2 separate regions of the Homo sapiens genome follow, and region 2 is linked to region 1. A link is an interaction called in ENCODE POLR2A ChIA-PET data of the cell type or tissue named here. Cell type or tissue: CD4-positive, alpha-beta T cell. All regions are shown on one strand.

What was found. ChIA-PET counts read pairs that join two places held together with the same protein. Peaks named below come from ENCODE experiments on the same cell type or tissue, not always from the same donor. Only the 100,000 strongest peaks of a DNase experiment are listed, where the experiment ranks them.
Region 2: POLR2A ChIA-PET joins it to region 1 with 16 read pairs; 3 of 35 experiments call an interaction of 5 or more read pairs at or near these places.

Annotation. Positions count from the first base shown.
Region 1 is chr1:28,355,729-28,363,728 of GRCh38, forward strand. No RefSeq gene overlaps it. Among named protein-coding and RNA genes, the nearest start is that of PHACTR4, 10 kb to the right of the region's middle. In CD4-positive, alpha-beta T cell, CTCF peaks have their summits at 4,090 (motif pointing right) and 4,294; a DNase peak (open chromatin) is centred at 4,123.
Region 2 is chr1:28,842,336-28,850,335 of GRCh38, forward strand. All of the region lies in intron 1 of OPRD1 (opioid receptor delta 1), which reads left to right. Among named protein-coding and RNA genes, the nearest start is that of OPRD1, 34 kb to the left of the region's middle. In CD4-positive, alpha-beta T cell, no CTCF peak of the experiment used is centred here; a DNase peak (open chromatin) is centred at 4,056.

The sequences.
Region 1 (8,000 bases):
AATTACTTCTTAAACTATTCCCTTCCTTTCTGAACTGTGAATTCCCAAAGGAGAGGGATAGTGTCTGTTTCATTTATTCCTGTCTCCAATGTCTAATAGTCTCTTGGTTCATAATATTTTGGGTGGACTGTTCTCGTTAACTCTGTGAAAAAAACAAGATAATAATGCACATAAATACAGAGCCCAACATTTAGCAAACTCTTAATAAATGAGATTTGTTAGTAGTATTAACAACAGAGTATTGTACTGAGTTTACTTGCCTTGAGAAAACTAATGGGAAGAGCAACAAATTAAGATAGGTATTGTGAATCTAGCTCCGTATCTCACTTGTGATATGCCCTTGACGAAATGTCTGTTCTTCTCATTTTTCCACTATTTAAATGAACATAAGATATTCATCCTGGTGTCCCACTTAACTTGGTTGCCGTAAAGTCTGCCTTTTGCCAGACCACACCTGAAATGCTGTCCTGCGTGCCCCCAGTTTCTAGATTCCATACTATCCTTGTGCTTCTCTGCCTTCTCAGCTATTATTGACCCCTGACCTTTCTCCCTTCTATTTCTGTCTAGCTCCTCAGTTTGTTACACCAATTGGCTACCTCCCAGCTTTTAGCTTTGAAATACATTTGTCCTCATGATAAAGACCAAAATCCTTAAGATGCTAATGGAAGCCTCATCTTCTTCCTGCTGTCTTGCTCACTGTGCTCCGGCCACCTGGCTACCCTGAGGTTTCCCAGAGGCACGAATCTCCCTGACCAAGGCCTTTGGACCCAACAGTCCTTACGCTTGGAGCAGCATCCCCACCTCTTTATCGGATTCACCCCCAGTCAACTCCTGTTTCAGCTTTAGCAGCACTTCTTCAGGGAGCATTACTTAGCTTCCTTGGAAGAAATTAGGTTTCTCTGTTATATGCCACCTTCCGTATAGATCAGTGTAATACACTGTCAGGACTTCACATTTTATTGTATTTTATTTAATTCTTTTCTTGTCTTTTCTTTTCTTTTGAGACAGAGTCTTGCTCTGTCGCCCATGGTGGAGTGCAGTGGTGCAATCTCGGCTCACTGCAACCTCCGCCTCCCGGGTTCAAGCGATTCTCCTCCCTCAACCTCCTGAGTAGCTGGGATTACAGGCACGCGCTACCGCATCCGGCTAATTTTTGTATTTTTAATAGAGACAGGGTTTCACCATGTAGGCCAGGCTGGTCTCGAACTCCTGACTTCAGGTGATCCACCTGCCTTGGCCTCCCAAAGTGCTGGGATTACAGGCATGAGCCACCACGCCCGGCCTTATTTATTTCTTAATTTACAAAAATTGTTTCCAGGCTGGGCATAGTGGCTCACACCTTTAATCCCAGCACTTTGGGAGGCCTAGGCAGGCGGATCACCAGAGGCCAGGAGTTCGAGACCAGCCTGCCCAACATGGTAAAACCCTCTCTCTACAAAACAAAAAACCAAAAACCAAAATTAGCCGGGTGTGGTGGGTGTGCCTGTAGTCCCAGCTGCTCAGGAGGCTGAGGCAGGAGAATTGCTTGAACCTGGGAGGCGGAGGTTGCAGTGAGCCGAGATCCACCACTGCATTCCAGCCTGAGCGACAGGGCCAGACTCCGTCTCAAAAATAAATAAACAAATAAATAATTTGGCCGGGGGCACGGTGGCTCACGCCTGTAATCCCAACACTCTGGGAGGCCGAGGCGGGTGGATCACGAGGTCAGGAGATCAAGACCATCCTGGCTAACACGGTGAAACCCCGTCTCTACTAAAAATACAAAAGCCAGGCGCAGTGGCTCACGCCTGTAATCCCAGCACTTTGGGAGGCCGAGGCGGGCGCACCACGAGGTCAGGAGATGGAGACCATCCTGGCTAACACGGTGAAACCCCGTCTCTACTAAAAATACAAAAAAAAATTAGCTGGGCGTGGTGGCGGGCGCCTGTAGTCCCAGCTACTCGGGAAGCTGAGGCAGGAGAATGGCGTGAACCCGGGAGGCGGAGCTTGCAGTGAGCCAAGATCTTGCCACTGCACTCCAGCCGGGGCCACAGAGCGAGACTCCGTCTCCAAAAAAAATAAAAAATAAAAATAAATAAAAATAAAAATACAAAAAATTAGCCGGGCATGGTGGCGGGCGCCTGTAGTCCCAGCTACTCGGGAGGCTGAGGCAGGAGAATGGCGTGAACCTGGGAGGCGGAGCTTGCAGTAAGCAGAGATGGTGCCACTGCATTCCAGCCTGGGGGACAGAGCGAGACTCCCTCTCACAGATTAAAATAAATAAAAAATAAAATAAAATAAAATAATAAAATAAAATAAATAAAATAAAATATAAAATAAAATTAAAACATAATAAAAATTAAAAAAAATCTTTTTTGAGACAGGGTCTCACTCTGGTTGCCCAGGCTGGAATGCAGTGGTGCGATCTCGGCTCACTGCAGCTTCGACCTCTCAGGCTTCAGATGATTCTCCCACCTCAGCCTCCCAAGTAGCTGGTACTACAGATGCGTGCCACCACACCCGGCTAATTTTTTGTATTTTTAGTAGAGACCGAGGTTTCGCCATGTTGACCCAGGCTGGTCTCAAACTCCTGGACTCAAGCAATCCCCTCGTCTCAGCCTCCCAAAGTGCTGAGATTATAGGCGTGAGCCACTGCGCCCGGCCCAGAGACGGAGTTTAGCTCTTTTTGCCCAGCCTGAAGTGCAGTGGTGCGATCTCAGGTCACCGCAACCTCCGCCTCCCGGGTTCAAGCGATTCTCCTGCCTCAGCCTCCGGAGTAGCTGGGATTACAGGCATGCTCCACCACGCCCAGCTAATTTTGTATTTTTAGTAGAGACGGGATTTCTGCGTGTTGGTCAGGCTGGTCTCGAACGCCTGACCTCAGGTGATCCGCCCGCCTCGGCCTCCCAAAGTGCTGGGATTACAGGCGTGAGCCACTGCACCCGGCAGATCTTCACATTTTAAAAGAGAAATTAAGAATTCAGACTTGAATGTAAAATTCCTGGGGTTAAAATGTAAATCACTGTGGGCCAAATATCTGTAGGTTAGTGACTGCCTATGGCCTGCCTATTTGCAACCTGTGCTGCTCAACCTTTAGCTATACTTGGTAAGTATTTCTGTGTTAATCATCACTCCATCATCATTCCACTTATTAACTGTCCACTCCATGCCAGGCACTGTCTTGGTGCTTTACGCAGATGATTTCATGTAATCTCCAAAACCATCTGTGAGGTCAAGTAAGGTTCAGAGAGGTTAAGACGCTTGCCCACGGTCAGGAAGTGGTGGAACCAGATGCTATAGGTCTTTCCAATAGACTTTTGTGTGTCCAGGTACAATTTGTCAGTTTAGAATGGGAGGGCCTTGAATCTTAAATTCAGCTGGAAAAAAAAAAAAGGATGAGAGAGGCTCTGAAGCTCTGCCTGACAATGACAACAACCATTAATATTTGTTGCGTGCTCACTGTGTGCCAGGCCTTGTGCTAAGCGCTTTATGTGATCTAATTTAATCCTCACAACACCTATGTAAAGGAGCTGCTGTTATCATCCCCATTTTATAGATGAGGAAACTGAAGTGTAGAATAGGTATCTGATTGCTGTGCACGGTGGCTCACGCCTGTAATCCCAGCACTTTGGAAGGCTGAGGCAGGCAGATCACCTGAGACCAGGAATTAGAGACCAGCCTGGCCAACATGGTGAAACTCTGTCTCTACTAAAAATACAAAAAATTAGCCGGGCATGGTGGCAGGCGCCTGTGAGGCAGGAGGATTGCTTGAACCCAGGAGGCGGAGGCTTCAGTGAGCCGAGATCACACCATTGCACCCCAGCCTGGGCAACAAGAGCGAAACTCAATCTCAAAAAAAAAAAAAAAAAAAGAATAGGTATCTGATTTACCCAAGGTATAGAACAGGTATCTGATTTACCCGAGGTAAAGACAGAATTCAAATGCAGACAATTGAATGCCACAGCTCCCTGCTTTTAGCAATTTGGTTTTGTGGCAGATTATGGGATGATGACAGCAAAAAGGGAGAAATCTGTAAATCAGTCTTTCTCCAATCCAGAGCCTAATAGAGGACTCAATTGAAAGAAGAATCCCACCAGGTACTTCCAGGAACCTGATATTGAGAGATGTGGCCGGCAGGTGGCAGCAACATTCATAGTTTCTTCTCTAAATTCAGCAATGTTCAAAGCTATAGAGAGGAAACTATAAATTCACACTCATCATTTGCATATTATCTTCTGATGGGCCCAATCCATTCTTTGCCAATAAATGTGACTTTTAGTTTCTTAGCTCAGTGAGAACTGCCAGGCTTGAGAGAACCCTCAGGATTTGAAGCTGCAGTGAAATCATCCAATCCAACAAGCATCGTGGTGATTTTATTTATTTATTTTATTATTATTATTTATTTCTTTTAGATGTAGGGTCGCACTTTGTCGCCCAGGCTGAAGTGCCATGGTACGATCATAGCTCACTGTAACCTCAAACTCCTGGGCTCAAGCGATTTTCCTGCCTCAGCCTCCTGAATAGCTGAGACTGTAGGCATCCACCACAGCTGGCTCATTTTTATTATTTTAATTTTTATAGAGATGGGAGTCTTGCTGTGTTGCCCAGGCCAGTCTTGAACTCCTGTGCTCAAGAGTGACCCTTCTGGCCGGGCGTGGTGGCTCACGCCTGTAATCCTAGCACTTTGGGAGGCCAAGGCGGGAGGATCACGAGGTCAGGAGATCGAGACCATCCTGGCTAACATGGTGAAACCCAGTTTCTACTGAAAATACAAAAAATTAGCCAGGTGCAGTGGCAGACGCCTGTAGTCCCAGCTACTCAGGAAGCTGAGGCAGGAGAATTGCTTGAACCGGGAGGCGGAGGTTGCAGTGAGCCAAGATCGTGCCACTGCACACCAGCCTGGGCAACAGAGCGAGACTCCATCTCAAAAAAAAAAAAAAGAGTGAGCCTTCTGCCTTGGCCTCCCAAAGTGCTGATCCAGGCCCATTATGGTGATTTTAAACTGTTCAGTGGAACTGTATTTTAGTGATTCCCAACCCTTTTTGAGTTTGCGTTTTAAAAAATTATTTGGCTGGGTGTAGTGGTTCACGTCTGTAATCCCAGCACTTTGGGGGGCTGAGGCAGGTGGATCACCTGAGGTCAGGAGTTTGAGACCAGCCTGGCCAACATGGTGAAACCTCGTCTCCACTAAAAATACAAAAAATTAGCTGGGCATGGTGGCATGTGCCTGTAATCCCAGCTACTCTGGAGGCTGAGGCAGGAGAATCGTTTGAACCTGGGAGGCAGAGGTTGCAGTGAGCCGAGATAGCGCCATTGCACTCCAGCCTAGGGGGATAAGAGTGAAACTCCATCTCAAAAAAAAAAAAAAAAAAATTCAATAGCACAAAAGGGTATACGGTGAAAAGCCAATCTTTCTAGCATACTTACCCCAAATCCCACTATCTTCCTACCCCAGAGGAAAGCTGTGTATTCTTTCAGGTTTAGACTGAATAGAAAAGTATATGCATGGGCAGGTGTGGTGGATCACGCCTGTAATCCCAGCACTTTGGGAGGACGAGGCGGGAGAATCACTTGAGCTCAGGAGTTCAAGACCAGCCTGGGCAACATGGCAAAACTCTGTCTCTACAAAAAACACAAAAAAATTAGCAGTGTATGGTGGTGTGCACCTGTAGTCCCAGCTAGTTTGGAGGCTGAGGTGAGAGGATCACCCGAGCCTGGGAGGTCAAGGCTGCAGTGAGCCATGATCGGCTGCTGCACTCCAGCCCTGGTGACAGAGTGAGACTCTATCCCAAATAATCCTTTTAAAAAATGGCGATCTAAAAATATACACGGCCAGGTACAGTGGCTCATGCCTGTAATCCCAGTACTTTGGGAGGCCAAGGTGGGTGGATCACCTAAGGTCAGGAGTTCGAGGCCAGCCGGACCAACATGGTGAAACCTCATCTCTACTAAACATACAAAAAATTAGCCGGGCATGGTGGTGGCAAGGGTTAGGGATCACTAAAACACAGCTACTTGGAGGCTGAGGCAGGAGAATCGCTTGAACCCAGGAGGTGGAGGTTGCGGTGAGCCGAAATCACGCCATTGCACTCCAGCCGGGCAACAACAGTGAAACTCCATATCAAAAAAATAAAAATAAAAATAAAACTATACACTTATAGAAGAAAATTTAGGGGGACATTTTTGTGATCTTGGATTAGGCAAAGATTTCTTAGATATGATACCATCCATAAGATTAAAAAATGGAAATATTGGACTTACTCAAATATTTTATTTATTTATTTTTATTTTATTTATTATTTTTTTGAGATGGAGTTTTGCTCTTGTTGCCCAAGCTGGGGTGCAATGGCCCGATCTCGGCTCACTGCAAACTCCTCCTCCTGGGTTCAAGCAATTCTCCTGCCTCAGCCTCCTGAGTAGCTGGGATTATAGGCTTGCACCACCACGCCCAGCTAATTTTTTTGTATTTTTTAGTAGAAATGGGGTTTCACCATGTTAGCCAGGCTGGTCTTGAACTCCTGACCTCAGGTGATCTGCCCGCCTCAGCCTCCCAAAGTGTTGGGATTACAGGCGTGCGCCACCGCGCCCAGCTAATTGTTTTGTATTTTTAGTGGAAACGGGGTTTCACCATGTTAGCCAGGCTGGTCTTGAACTCCTGACCTCAGGTGATCTGCCCGCCTCAGCCTCCCAAAGTGTTGGGATTACAGGTGTAAGCCACCATGCCTAGCCTTCAAAAATTTTAAATTCTGCTGTGTGAAAGATTCTGTAAAGAGAATGAAAAGACAAGCCACAGGCCGGTCGCAGTGGCTCACACCTGTAATCCCAGCACTTTGGGAGGCCGAGTTGGGTGGATCACGAGGTCAAGAGATCGAGACCATCCTGGCCAACATGGTGAAACCCGTCTCTACTAAAAATACAAAAATTAGCTGGGTGTGGTGGCATAGACCTGTAATCCCAGCTTCTCGGGAGGCTGAAGGGCTGAGGCAGGAGAATCGCTTGAACCTGGGAGGCATAGGTTGCAGTGAGCTAAGATAGCGCCACTGCACGCCAGCCTGGCGATAGAGCAAGACTCTGTCTCAAAAAAAAAATAAATAAATAAAATAAAGAAGAAGGAAAGACAAGCCACAGATTGGGAGAACATATTTGTAAATCACATATCTGATAAGTATCACCTGCAAAATCTCCTCTCATTCCCCCTTCTAGACACTGCTCTCTCACCCCAAAGGGTAGCTGCTATCCTGGCCTTGAACAGAATATTTTTGCTTGTCTTGTATTTTATCCACATGAAATCAAACATAGTACTGTGGTCTGGCTTCTTTCACTTAACATTATTTGTGAGAATCATCTATATGGTTGAGTATGGTATGTTATAGGGCACAAAAGGCGTAAGGGACAACAAACATTTTGCAAAGAATTTTTAGCACCACTGAGTTTTCTGTCAAGATGATAGCTAGCCATTATCTTGAAAACTAGGTGATGGACTGGATCTAATGGAGCACATGGATGAATCTGAGCACTGCAAGGGATGGTCTGGGAGGTTTTGTACCTTTCCTTCCATCCTCTCAGCCTTCCCAATGGGCAAAGCTTTTGAAAACAATTCAGTGAGGGCTTCAATTCTCCTTGTATCTTTCTCTCTGTTCTGGAGCTTTTCCTAAACCATAATGTAGGATACTGGTGAGTGCCTACCCAGAAGTGCAAGGGAAGTTGATGCCTCCTGGGGAAATCCAAACCAATGGAGGATATAAACCAAGGGTTAAATGCTTCTCTGGCAGTCTTTTGGAAGACCATAATGAGAGGCATTACAGAACTCAGATGGGGAGTCTCTGAGCCCGCTTTGGTTCAGGAGGCTGCCCAATTTAAAAAAAAAGAAAAAAGAAAAAAAGAAAGAAAGAAAGAAAATTATCAGATGGGCTTGGTAGGATCCAGCCCCAGGTGCCCACAGCAGTGAACACCTTGTTAATACATCCTTGTGTTGGCTTTTTTCCTCTTCCTATTTTATTCTGGACTTTTACTTTAAATCC
Region 2 (8,000 bases), 490 kb after region 1:
CGGGCATTTAGACGTCGGCCGCTCTGACCAACTGCTCTGGCTTTGCCTGGGGAGAACATTCTTACCAGGAGCTTACTTGTCAGTCAGCACTTGGGTATTCAGTTGAGAAGCCCAGCTCTCCAGAGGCCCAGGAACAAGTGTGGATTGAATGTGGCCTGGCTGTGCCAGGGTACAACCAGTCTCCATCAAACTGAAAGAAAATTAATAGAGGTGGTGATGATCCTTCTGCAGTGGGGGCTTGTTTAACAGAGGAGTGTAGGGCTCCGAAAGGAACACGCATAGCCACTCAGTGCTTGGTGCTAAGGAAGCTTTGTGGATTTGGAATCAGAAAGAAAGCAAAGGGTTTCACAAAGGTATCTCACGGTCAACAGAGGTTCAGCCAGAGCTTTCCAGTCCCTACCCCCTGATTGGATCCAAAGGGTGATGATTAAACCCTAAAATAAAAAAGCAGGCCAGGTGTAGTGGCTCATACTTGTAATCCCAACATTTTGGGAGGCTGAAGTGGAGATCACTTGAGTCCAGGAGTTTGAGACCAGCCTGGACAACATAGCAAGATCCCATCTCTAAAAAAATAATAATTAAAAAAATTAGTTTGGTGTGATGGCACGCACCTGTAGTCCTAGCTACTTGGGAAAAAAAAAAGAAGAAGAAAAAGAAAAATACCAGGTCAGGGAGTACCAAAAGGGCTGCAATTTTCAACTACACACTGGCTTGTATGCTGCACGCTTTCACACGTGCGGCTCCTAGAAAGCATCATTACACTGAAATTACCAACAAGGAAGCAGGTTCAGAAAGGTGAAGTGACTTGCTCAAGATCACTGAGCTATGTATGTTGGGGAGCCAAGATCTGAATGGCTCGAAAGGACCCCCTCACCCCACTCCCAAGCTTAGAAAATAAACACAGCGACAGCTCTTGATTACCGCCTTTTTTATTGTGATAAAATATACACAACATAAAAAATACCATTGTAACCATTTTTAAGGGTGTAGTTCAGTGGCATTAAGTACATTCACACTGTTATGCAGCCATCACAACCGTTCGTCTCCAGAAGTTTTTCATCTTCCCAAACTGAATCTCCATACCATTTAAGCAGTAACTGCCCATCCTCCCCTTGCCCTAGCCCCTCGTAACCCCAGGGCTTCTGCCTCTATGACTGTGACTACTCTAGGTGCCTCATGTAAGTGGAATCATTCAGTGTTTGTCTTTTTTGACTGGCAAATTTTATTTAGCACGATATCCTCAAGGTTCATCCTTGTTGTAGCAGGTGTCAGAATTTCCTTCTTCTTCTTTTTTTTGTCTTTTGAGACAGGCTCTTGCTCTGTCGCCCATGCTGGAGTGCAGTGGTGTGATCTCGGCTTACTGCAACCTCAACTTCGGGGTCAAGCAGTCATTCCACCTCAGCCTCCCGAGTAGCTGGGACTACAAACGTGCATCACCACGCCCGGCTAATTTTTGTATTTTTTGTAAAACTGGCTTTGCCACCAGGCTAGAAATTTCCTTCTTTTTTAAGGGTGAATAATATTCCATTGTATGTCTATACCACATTTTGTTTCTCCATCTATCAATGGATATATGGGTTGCTTTCACCTTTTAGCTATTATGAAGAATACTGCTATGAACATGGGTATACACACAGCTCTTCAAAACCCTGCTTTTAATTCTTCTACCAGAAGAGGAACTGTTGGATTGATCATAAGAGGCAATTCTATTTTCAGATTTGTGAGGAATTACAGTTTTGTTTTCCACAGTGGCTGCACCATTTTACATTTCCAAAAACGGTACACGAGAGTTCCAGTTTCTTCAAATCCTTGCCAATACTTGATTTCTGTTTTTTTTTTTTTTTTCATTATCTTAATAGGTGTGAAGTGGTATCTCATTGTGGTTTTGATTTGCATTTCCCTAATGATAGTGATGTTGAGCATCTTTTCATGGGCTTATTGGCCATTTGTATATCTTTTTTAGGGAAATATTCAAGACAGGGTCTCACTTTGTCGTTCAGGCTGGAGTGTAGTGGTGTAATCATGGCTCACTGCAGCCTCGACCTCCAGGACTCAAGCGATTCTCCCACCTCGGCCCTCCAAGTAGCTGGGACTACAAGCGCATGTCACCATGCCCAGCTAATTTTTGTATTTTTTGTAGAGATGGGGTTTTGCCATGTTGGCCAGGCTGGTCTCAAACTCTTGGACTCAAGCGATCCACCCACCTCAGCCTCCCAAAGTGCTAGGATTACAGATGTGAGCTACTGTGCTCAGCCCTTGTTCATTTTTTAATTAACTTATTTGCTTTTGGTTGAGTTGTAGGAATTCTTTATATAGTCTGGATATTAACCCCTTATCAGATATGTGATTTGCAAATCTTTTCTCCCATTCCATGAGTGACCTTTTCATTCTGTTGACAGTGTCATTTGTTTTTGTTTTTTTGAGGGGGTGACAGAGTCTCACTGTGTTACCCAGACTGGAGTGCAGTGGCACAATCTCGGCTCACTGCAACCTCCACCTCCCAGGTTCAAGCGATTCTTGTGCCTCAGTCTCCCGAGTAGCTGGGATTACAGGTGTGCACTACCACTCTCGGCTAATTTTTGTATTTTTTTGTAGAGATGGGGTTTCAGCATGTTGGAGAGACTGGTCTCAAACTCCTGACCTCAGGTGACCCACCTGCCTTGGCCTCCCAAAGTCCTGGGATGATAGTGTCATTTGAGGCACAAAAGTTTTAAATGTGATATAGTCAGCCGGGCATGGTGGCTCATGCCTGTAATCCCAGCACTTTCGGAGGCCAAGGCGGGCAGATCACAAGGTCAGGAGTTCGAGACCAGCCTTACCAATATGGTGAAACCCCGTCTCTACTAAAAATACAAAAATTAGCTGGGGCCAGGCACGGTGGCTCATGCCTGTAATCCCAGCTCTTTGGGAGGCCGAGGTAGGTGGATAACTTGAGGTCAGGAGTTCAAGACTAGCCTGGTAAACATAGTGAAACCCTGTCTCTACTAAAAATACAAAAAAAAAATTAGCCGGGCATGCTGGTGGGAGCCTATAATCCCAGGTGCTTGGGAGGCTGAGGCGGGAGAATTATGAGGCAGAGGTTGCAGTGAGCCGAGATTGCACCACTGCACTCCAGCCTGGGCGACAGAGTGAGACTCCATCTCAAAAAAAAAAAAAAAAATTGATATAGTCCAACTTAATGTAGTTGTTGTTGTTGTTGTGGCCTAGGCTTTTGGTGTCATATCCAAGAAATCATTGCCAAATCTAAGAAGAAATTTAAAAAAGAGGAAAAAAAGAAAGAAAAACAAACAAATAAACACAAGAAATCATTGCCAAATCTGGTGTCATGAAGCTTTCCCACTATATTTTCTTCTAGGAGTTTTATGGTTTTAGCTCTTACATCTTTGATCCATTTTGAGTTAATTTTTGTATATGGTGTAAGGGAAAGGCCCAACTTCATATCCACAACCTTTTGTAACAGAAAAAAAAATTAGAGAACAACAGTAGAGTTTTGGGAAATGGAGCCATAAACAATTTCTCTTTCTAGAAAGTTGGGTCTCTGGCTCCCTACTGCCTTGTGCTCCATCTGGCTTCCACACAGTAGTCAGCGTGATCTTTTAAGAAACTCACATAAATGAACCACATCACTTCCCTGTTTAAAGTCTTCAATGGCTTCCTGTTACACTCAGAGTAAACCCAAACTTCTTGCCATAGCCCAAAGGCCCTGTGTGATTTGACTCCTGCAGATTTCCGCTGCCGCCTCTCCTGTTGCCTCCTTTCTGGCTCACTACACTGTCGTCACATGTGATTTCTGACCATTCCTGCAGCCCATCAGGCTCTTTCCTGCTACAGGGACTTTGTACATGCTGTTCCTTCTCTTTGGACCAACCTTCCTCCTTCACTTCACATGGCTAACTCTCATCCTTCCAACCTGGCAGAAATGTTGCTGTGTCTTAGATCAAAATATAGACTGGATGGCTTCAACAACAGAGATTTAGTTTCTCAGTTCGTAAGGACAGAAGCCCAAGATCAAGCTGCCACCACGGTCAGGTTCTGGTGAGGGCTGTCTTCCTGGCCTCTAGATGGCTGCCTCATCACTGCCCTCACATGGCAGAGAGAAAGAGAGAGAGAGCAAACTCGGGCAGATCACCTGAGGTCAGGAGCTGGAGACCAGCCTGGCCAACATAGTGAAACCGCATCTCTACTAAAAATACAAAAATTAGCTGGGCGTGGTGGTGGGCGCCTGTAATCCCAGCTACTAGGGAGGCTGAGGCACGAGAATCGCTTGAACCCAGGAGGTGGAGGTTGCAGTGAGCCGAGATTACAGCACTGCACTCCAGCCTGGGCGACAGAGCAAGACTCTGTCTCAAAAAAAGAAAAAAAAAAAAAAAGAGAGAGAGAGAGCGAGCAAGCTCTCTGGGGCCTCTCTTGTAAGTGCAGTAATCCCACCATCCCAAAGGCCCCATTGTATTTATTCAGAGTTGTATCACATGGAGGCTGTTTGCATTTTCTTTCTTTCTTTCTTTCTTTCTTTTCTTTCTTTCTTTCTTTCTTTCTTTCTTTCTTTCTTTCTTTCTTTTCTCTTTCTTTCTTTTTCTTTCTTTCTTTCTTTTTCTTCCTTCCTTCCTTCCTTTTCTTTCTCTTTCTCTCTTTCTTCCTTCCTTCCTTTCTTTACTTTCTTCCTTTCCCTTCCTTTCCTTTCCTGTCCCCTTTCCTGTCCCCTTTCCTTTCCCCTTTCCTGTCCCCTTTCCTTTCCGACGGAGTTTGGCTCTTGTGGCCCAGGCTGGAGTTCAGTGGCGCGATCTCAGCTCACTGCAACCTCTGCCTCCCGGGTTCAACCAATTCTCCTACTTCAGCCTCCTGAGTAGCTGGGATTACAGGTGCCCGCCACCATGCCCAGCTAATTTTTATGTTTTTAATAGAGATGGGGTTTCGCCATGTTGGCCAGGCTGGTCTTAAACTCCTGACTTCAGGTGATCTGCCTGCCTTGGCCTCCCAAAGTGCTGGGATTACAGCCGTGAGCTACCGCGCCCAGCCGAGCCTGTTTGCATTTCTGACCTGAGGACACCTCAGAGGTGACAGGACCAGGGCAGAGGTCCAGCCCAAATTGACATGAGTGCACTTAAATGGAAGGGCCCAGGTTCTTTGACGTTGTACATGTACCAGCTGAGGATCAAATGGCATGTGTTATTGGGAGAAGCAGTCTCTGTGGACATGGATACTGAAAGAATAATAAAGGCTGGGCACAATGGCTCAGGCCTGTAATCCCAGCACTTTGGGAGACTGAGGTGGGTGGATTGCTTGAGCCCAGGAGTTTGAGACCAGCCTGGACAACATGGTGAAACCCTGTCTCTACAAATAATTTAAAAATTAGCCAGGTGTGGTGGTGTGCACCTGTAAACACAGCTACTTGGGAGACTGAGGTAGGATCGCTTGAGCCCAGAAGGCCAAAGCTACAGTGAGCTATGATTGCACCACTGCACTCCAGCATGGGCAACAGGGTGAGAACCTGCCTCAAAAATAAATAAATAAAAATAAATAAATAAAACCAGAAAATCAAGTGTTGTGTTGGGCTTAGGGCTCTCATATGTAAACTGCAGAATAAAGCCAAAAACAAAAAACAAAAAAAACCCAGTTATTGGAAAAAAAATTTGCCAGGCACGGTGGCTCATGCCTGTAATCCCAGCACTTTTGGGGGCCAAGGCAGGTGAATCATGAGGTCAGGAGTTCCAGACGAATCTGGCCAAGATGGTGAAACCCTGTTCCCTACTAAAAATACAAAAATTAGCCGGGCGGGATGGCGGGTACCTGTAATCCCAAGCTACTCAGGAGGCTGAGAAAGGAGAATCGCTTGAACCTGGGAGGCGGAGGTTGCAGTGAGCCGAGATCGTGCCACTGCACTCTAGCCTGGACAGAGCAAGACTCCGTCTAAAAAAAAAAAATGACAGCAAGAGAAACCCCAATACCATCACGTTGGGAGTTAGGGCTTCAGTATATGAATTTGAGGGAACTGAATTCAGTTCATAGCACACCTCCTCAGAGAAGCCATTGTTGACCTTCTAATCTAAGCCAGGGTCCCTCCACACTCCCCAGCCTGTCACCCCCACTAGGCAGTGTCCATCAATATACTCCGTTCTTATCCTTCATGGCATCTTGGTAATAGCAGGTAACTGTTCATTAATTAATGCAGCAGTTTGTTCAATGTCTGCCCCCTCCCTAAGGTCACAGATTTCAAGAGGCCAGACTGTCGCCATTACTCCTAGATCACTTATTCAGTGCCTGGCACAGTTCAAGTGTCCACTTAATACCTGTTAGATGAGTGAGCAAACCCCAGTTTATAGTAAGTTCACATTCTTTTTCACTGTGAGAGGTGGGGAAGGAAGGAAGATAACAAGTACTGAGTGGTTACCAGATGTTGGCACTTAGACTGAGTTCAATACCAGCTCTGCCACTTACTGGTCATATGACCTTGGATAAATCACCTCGCCTCTTGTGTCTCAGTTTACCTTCTCTAAGAGATGTCAATACATATTTGGACCACGAGAAACAACTGGAAGAGGAATGACAGCAGGGGTGAGGTGTGGGACAGAAAACAGGGGCAAGAGGATGATTGTCTAGAGGGAGTACTGGGACTGTTAGGCACCCCCATCTTTGTATCCTGCACAACCAGATGGCTACCCTCCACTCTGCAAGAAGGCAAGGTTTTTTCTTTTCCTGGAGAAGTTAACATGGAGGAAGTCTGGACTCAGGGCCAGCAGACACAGAAAGGGTCAGGACAAGATACCAAAGGTAAATGGGGAGCAGGAGGCCAGGCACGGTGGCTCATGCCTGTAATCCCAGCACTTTGGGAGGCTGAGGTGGGAGGATCACTTGAGCCCAGGAGTTGGAGACCAGTCTGAGCAACATAGTGAGACCCTCATCTCTATTTTAATTTTTTTTTTAATGGGGAGATGGGGGGACTCCCGGGCCCTTTCTCCAGCTCTGCCAACAGAATTCTGGCAGCCAGAGGTATGCAACCCGGGTGAGAGATGGGGAGATTATTTTCTGAAGGCCTGAAGGCCAGAGAAGAGACCTACGGAAATTGATATTTACATGTGCCTCAGTGTAAAAGCCAGATCATCACTCAGTTCCCCTACAGTGAAGCCCACCAGTTGACAGAGCCCTCACACTGATACACATACACACACACACATGCACACACACACACGCACACACAGGGGCACACACACGTGCCCACGCACACGTGCACACGCACGGAGCTGCCAGTTATTTAGTGCTTCATTTAAAAATCAGCGTTTAATTATATTATATATCACCAGATACTTGAAGGAATTCTCCAGGATAAGAGAGGAAGGCTAAAGCAGATGAAGGAACAAAAATGTTTGAAGCAAGTAAAAGATGCAGAGAGCAGAAGAAAATACTAAACAAGGCTTCTTAGCATCCTCGGAGAGTTAAGAGAAGGTATCATGTCCCTGAAATAAGATACTATAAGTGCTATATGAAAAAGGAATAACAAGAGAAGAAGAAAGGGCACTGGAAAAATAAAACATGAGAGTCAAACTTTTTTTTTTTTTTTTTTTTTTGAGACGGAGTCTCGCTCTGTCGCCCAGGCTGGAGTGCAGTGGCGCGATCTCGGCTCACTGCAAGCTCCGCCTCCCAGGTTCACGCCATTCTCCTGCCTCAGCCTCCAGAGTATCTGGGACTACAGGTGCCCGCCACTACGTCTGGCTAATTTTTTTGTATTTGTAGTGGAGACAGGGTTTCACTGTGTTAGTCAGGATGGTCTCAATCTTCTGACCTCGTGATCTGCCCACCTCGGCCTCCCAAAGTGCTGGGATTACAGGCTTGAGCCACGGCGCCCAGCTGAGAGTCAAACTTTTTAAAAAGACAGGGGCCAGGCATGATCTCTTGTGCCTGTAATCCTAGAACTTTGGGAGGCCAATGTGTAAGGAACACTTGAACCCAGGAGTTCGAGACCAGCCTAGGCAACATAGGGAGACTGCATCTCTACAAATTTTATT